2 separate regions of the Homo sapiens genome follow, and region 2 is linked to region 1. A link is an interaction called in ENCODE POLR2A ChIA-PET data of the cell type or tissue named here. Cell type or tissue: Panc1. All regions are shown on one strand. Links, peaks and the distances in the headings refer to the core of each region. The heading gives the core; the rest is flanking DNA.

The links. ChIA-PET counts read pairs that join two places held together with the same protein. Peaks named below come from ENCODE experiments on the same cell type or tissue, not always from the same donor. Only the 100,000 strongest peaks of a DNase experiment are listed, where the experiment ranks them.
Region 2: POLR2A ChIA-PET joins it to region 1 with 10 read pairs; 3 of 35 experiments call an interaction of 5 or more read pairs at or near these places.

What each region holds. Positions count from the first base shown.
Region 1 is chr5:16,991,690-16,994,601 of GRCh38, reverse strand. No RefSeq gene overlaps it. Among named protein-coding and RNA genes, the nearest start is that of MYO10, 57 kb to the right of the region's middle. RefSeq lists an enhancer at 1-192. In Panc1, for the core only: no CTCF peak of the experiment used is centred there; no DNase peak of the experiment used is centred there.
Region 2 is chr5:16,867,147-16,869,980 of GRCh38, reverse strand. The region is part of intron 2 of MYO10 (myosin X); the gene reads left to right. Among named protein-coding and RNA genes, the nearest start is that of MYO10, 68 kb to the left of the region's middle. In Panc1, for the core only: no CTCF peak of the experiment used is centred there; no DNase peak of the experiment used is centred there; H3K27ac peaks cover 1,666 bases.

The sequences.
Region 1 (2,912 bases), core at 258-2,757:
GAGAAAATAGCTCCTTTCTCCCTCTCAGCTGTCAGCACATGTTCCGCCTTCTGGTTACAGAGGAGGGGACACGCCCAGTAATTGTCCCCCAAGCCCTGGACACCACCTCAGGAGAGGGATCTCCACAAAGCCCCCCAGCCTGAACTGCAAGACAGAAATGGAATTTATAAGCGACAAGCATAAATTTTAAACATTTTCTGTTTTTTAGTTATCCCACTTACTTGAAGCACTTTCAAAGAGAAGTAAAATATGTTAACTACTTTTTTTTTTTTTTTTTAACAGAGTACTGCTCTGTCCCCCAGGCTGGAGTGCAGCCCTGTGACTTGGCTCACTACAGCTTCAAACTTCTGAGCTCAAGCAATCCTCCTACCTCAGCCTCCCAAGCAGCCGGGACTACAGGCAAGTGCCACCACATCTAGCTAACTTTTTGTATTTTTTGTAGAGACGGAGTCTCGCTATGTTGCCCAGGCTGGTCTTGAACTCCTAGGATCAAGTGATTCTCCCACCTCAGCCTCCCAAAGTGCGTGAGTCACTATGCCTGGCCATTAACTACTCTTTTCTTTTTCTTTTTTTTTTTTTTTGAGACGGAGTCTCGCTCTGTCTCCCAGGCTGGAGTACAGTCATGCAATCTTGGCTCACTGCAACCTCCGCCTCCTGGGTTCAAGCAATTCTCCTGTCTCAGCCTCCTGAGTAGCTGGGGTTACAGGCACACGCCACCATGCCCAGCTAATTTTTGTATTTTTAGTAGAGACAGGGTTTCGCCACATTGGCCAGGCTGGTCTGAAACTCCTGGGCTCAAATGATCCTCCCCTCTCGGCCTCCCAAAGTGCTGGGATTACAGACGTGTCACTGTGCCTGGCCATTAACTACTTTGAAAAGCTCTCTTCATATAAATCTCAGGAAACAAGGGTAGACAAAGACATGTATGTCTTCTCATATTTTTCATCTGATTTCTACTCTTAATTCTAAATTCTTCAAAGATAAAGGCCAAAGCTAATTAATCTATGTGGTCCTTACGGTACTGGCAGAAACAGCTGCACGTGGAGTATTCTGAATCCATCTTATTTTTGTTCATTTTTGAAAATTTAAACCATTTCCTTTTCTTTCTCATTTTTCTTCATTTCCTCTTCCTACAATTTCTTAGCTCTGCCTTCCTGTTTTCTGTCTTCATTTGATCCTCCTTGTTCATATCCACCTTTCTCTCCCCTTTTCCTTCAATTTTTATTTTAAAAGCTGTCTGCCTTCTAGAATTAACTCAAGCTTCCAGAAACTAGCAGGTGCTTATTGAAGGAACTGATGAGTGGATGAAATTGTCGTCCATTCAGACAATCTGGGTCTTCTTCTAGACTCAGAACAGAAGAATGAGGAAAAAAAATGGAATTCTGTCGGGAGAGAAATGGAATTCAGTTGGGAGAGAAGACTGGGCACTTCCCGTCTCCTGCTCTTCTGCACAGGCTTATTGAAATAATGGACAAATCAGCCAGGCGTGGTGGCTCACGCCTGTAATCCCAATACTTTGGGAGGCCAAGGCGGGTGGATCACCTGAGGTCAGGAGTTCAAGACCAGCCTGGCCAACATGGTGAAACCCCATCTCTACTAAAAATATAAAAATTAGCTGGGCTTGGTGGCGGACGCCTGTAATCCCAGCTATTCTGGAGGCTGAGACAGGAGAATCATTTGAACCCGGGAGGCAGAGGTTGCAGTGAGCCAAGATCGCACCATTGCACTCCAGCCTGGACGACAGAACAAGACTCTGTCTCAAAAAAAAAAAAAAAAAAAAAAAAAAAAGGACAAATCATGCCCAGCTGAGGAAATGAGCAAGCACATATGAAAAAGTCCCGAAAATAAAAACGGCAGCAAAAAAATGGTTGTATGCCAAACAACAGTTACCAGCTCTCCAGGAAAAACTCATTCATAAATCGGAAGAAATTGGTGCTCATCTACTGAAGGGAATAGAAAGAGCCTTCTTTGTGCAACCTGTGCTGCAAAGACCACAAGCAACTGCGGTCAGACAAAAGACAAACAAAGAGACGTCTGGGAAATGCCACAACTGAGAATAAAGTCACTTCATACACCCAAGAGGCTGCCACCACACAGATGCCTCCTGTAGATATCCAACTATCAGAACAGATACTATAATATTCTATAATGAGAAGTGTGTTTCACCAAAGCAACACTATTGTATCCTGTCCAATAAAGAAAATGTATTTCCTTTTCTTTCATTATCCCATTTTAACACAACCAATTCCATTATTGCATCTTCATGTCCTGGGCAATTCCACAGTGGACAACATCAAGGTATTAAGCATTGTTTCTGCCAGGCCTCCCTGTACTTCATCACCGCACCCCAAATTAGTCATAAAGCTCATGAAAACACCAGTCTCTCTAGAAGCTGACATGCAAAATTCATTCCAGGCAGCTTGATTTTCCCTCCCACCAACTGTTAGAGTCATTGTGGTTACATCTAGCCATAAGATCTTTCCTTTCATCCACATTTAAACTGTGTCCCATGTAGCATGCAGCACCAATGAGGTTACGGGGAATGATGGAAAAAGGAAGAGTGAATGGAAAGAAAAGATCATGTGTCTTCTCTGTGTTTCTTTTCTTTTTTTTTTTTTTTTTTTAGACAGAGTCTCGGTCTTTTGCCCAGGCTGGAGTGCAATGGTGTGATCTCGGCTCACTGCAACCTCCTCCACCTCCCGGGTTCAAGCAATTCTCCTGCCTCAGCCTCCTGAGTAGCTGGGATTACAGGAACCCAACACCACGCCCAGCTAATTTTTTTGTATTTTTAGTTAAGAAGGCAAGGCTGGTCTCAAACTCCTGACCTCAGGTGATCCACCTGCTTTGGCCACCCAAAGTGCTGGGATTACAGGCGTGAGCCACTGCGCCCAGCTCTTTGTGTCTTTTCCTTT
Region 2 (2,834 bases), core at 1-2,500, 120 kb after region 1:
ACACCTGCCTGCTTCCTTTCCTTTTCTTTTTTCCCCTCCCCCTCCCCCTCCCCCTTCCCCTTCCCTTCCTTTCTCCTTCTGTTTTTATTAAGTTATTATTATTATTATAGTTTTTTGAAATGGAGTCTTGCTCTTTTGCCCCAGCTGGAGTGCAGTGGTGTAATCTCAGCTCACTGCAACCTTTGTCTCCTGCGTTCAAGCGATTCTTCTGCCTCAGCCTCCTACGTAGCTGGGATTAGAGGCATGCGTCAGCACGCCCGGCTAATTTTTGTATTTTTAGTAGAGATGCGCTTTTGCCATGTTGGCTAGGCTGGCCTTGAACTCCTGACCTCAGGTGATCCACCTGCCTTGGCTTCCCAAAGTGCTGGGATTACAGGCGTGAACTACCACGTCCGGCCACCTTCTGTTTTTAGCGACAGGGTCTTGCTCTGTCATCTAGGCTGGGGTGCAGTGGTCCAGTCGTAGCTCATTGTAACTCCTGGGCTTGAGTGATCCTTCTGTCTCAGTCTCCTGAGTAGCTAGGACTACAGGGGTGCACCATGCCTGAAAAATTTTTTCTGGAGGTGGCGTCTTACTGTGTTACCCAGGCTGGTCTGGAACTCCTGGCCTCAGGTGACCTGACTCAGTCTTTGAAAGCAATAGGCCTGGGCACGGTGGTGCACGCCTGTAATCCCAGCACTTTGGGAGGCCGAGGTGGGTGGATCATGAGGTCAGGAGATCGAGACCATCCTGGCTAACATGCTGAAACCTTGTCTCTACTAAAAATACAAAAAAAAAAAAAAAAAAAAATTAGCCGGGTGTGGTGGTGGGTGCCTGTAGTCCCAGCTACTCAGGAGGCTGAGGCAGGAGAATGGCGTGAACCTGGGAGACGGAGCTTGCAGTGAGCCGCAATGGCGCCACTGCACTCCACGCTGGGCGACAGAGCGAGACTCTGTCTGAAAACAAAAAACAAAAAACAAAGCAGTAGGATTACAGGTGTGAGCCACTGCCCAACCCATGCTTTCTTATTTCATTCAGTCTTTAAGGAATTTTGTTTTTTTGTTGTTTGTTTTTGCCAAGGAGATCGTTCTAATGTTAATTTAAAATTTCATTCCACTCTAAAATTTAAACTACTATAGGTTGATACTAGGAATACAGAGAACCAAAGTATTCCATTTGACTTGTAACTTATACTTGCTGTGAAGTATTTACAGATGGAAAAAGAAATGAGCAAATGACACTCTTTCACACTTTATTGAAAAATATGTAACTGTGGCCTCTGAAGGCCCCAGCACACAGGCGGGTCAGCACATATCCTGCAAGTTAGAAATCAGTTGTCTTCTTGGACCACAGGCTTTGGACAGAGTTTCAGAAAAGCAGAATTTTTTTTTTTTTTTGAGACGGAGTCTTGCTCTGTCACCCAGGCTGCAGTGCAGTGGCGCGATCTTGGCTTGCTGCAAACCTCCGCCTCCCGGGTTCAAGCGATTCTCCTGCCTCAGCCTCCCGAGTGGCTGGGACTACAGGCAGGTGCCACCACGCCTGGCTAATTTTATGTATTTTTAGTAGAGGCGGGGTTTCACCGTGTTAGCCAGGATGGTCTTGATCTCCTGACCTTGTGATCTGCCTGCCTTGGCCTCCCAAAGTGCTGGGATTACAGACATGAGCCACCGTGCCCAGCTGAAGAGCAGATTTTTAAAAGCACCATGGTTCTGCAGGTGATCAACTCATGTAAAAGGGTAAGAAGGAAGACAGCACTAAACGTTTGTCTTTTCTGGAACATCCAGGAGGTGCACGAGCAGTCACTGTAGCACTCTTTAGGAACATTGTAAAATTGATTAATAAGTTTTAAATTAGATTTTTCACCTTGGTGATTAGAACTATTTTATTATCTTTTTCTGGAAAGAGTCTAATTTGATTGCTCTGAAATAGTTTAGAGTGATATCAGTTTATCTAATTGTATTTTAAGGGGTAGTTATTCAGTTTACTGCAGCCCATTTCATCAAGGCGATTACTCTGTGCAGGGATTCCGTTTGGTATTCTGTTTGAATTGTCTCTCTATAGGGTCTTCCAAAATATTCACTAGTTGAGGATTTAATCATCCAAATCTGCAAGTAGACAACCTCCTCCATGTCCTTCTCTCTATTTGCAACAAGGATAACTAAGCTTGGTTGAAAAAATTCTTCTCATTTTATTAATCCACTAAAAGATCATGGGATTGCATGGGACTTTCAAGTCATTCCCACCTGCTAAGAGAGTCAGACTTCTTCAAGCCACACTGGGAACACAGCACTAATTATTTATAATCACAGCTCCCACTTAAAGCAATCGCAGCTCCCACTTAAAGCCGTCTCTGACTTTTTGGTTTGACTCTCTGGTTTTGGTTTGTTGGAGTTAATGCCATCGGCCCAATTTTGTGAAACTTGGTAAGAGGTGAGTTAATGTAGTGACTTCTCATTGCATTTTTGGTTGTTTTCACACACTTTCCACCCTGTCCAGCTGGTTTTCTTTTGCTCCCCCCTCCCCTTCCCTTTGCCCCTATTGGTGTCGTTTTTATGTCCCTTGAATGCCTTGTGGATGTAGGCGACCTTTTGACCTTTTCACACCCTCCTGTTCAGTACACCATCTGCACACACTCCTGTCTCCCAGAAAAATCTTCCGCAAGCCTGTTGAATGCAGGAAAATGGTCAGTAGGGGACAGCCTGGCGGGTCTGTCCTTTGGAGCTGACCCCAGGAATTATTAGGAAGAATTGGGCAACTAGAACCCAGTGACTTCAACTTGAGGAGGACCGATCTGAGTGCTGAAGGGAAGTGGCAGATCTAGACATCTGAGCCAAGGGAAAAATCTTATCTGAGAG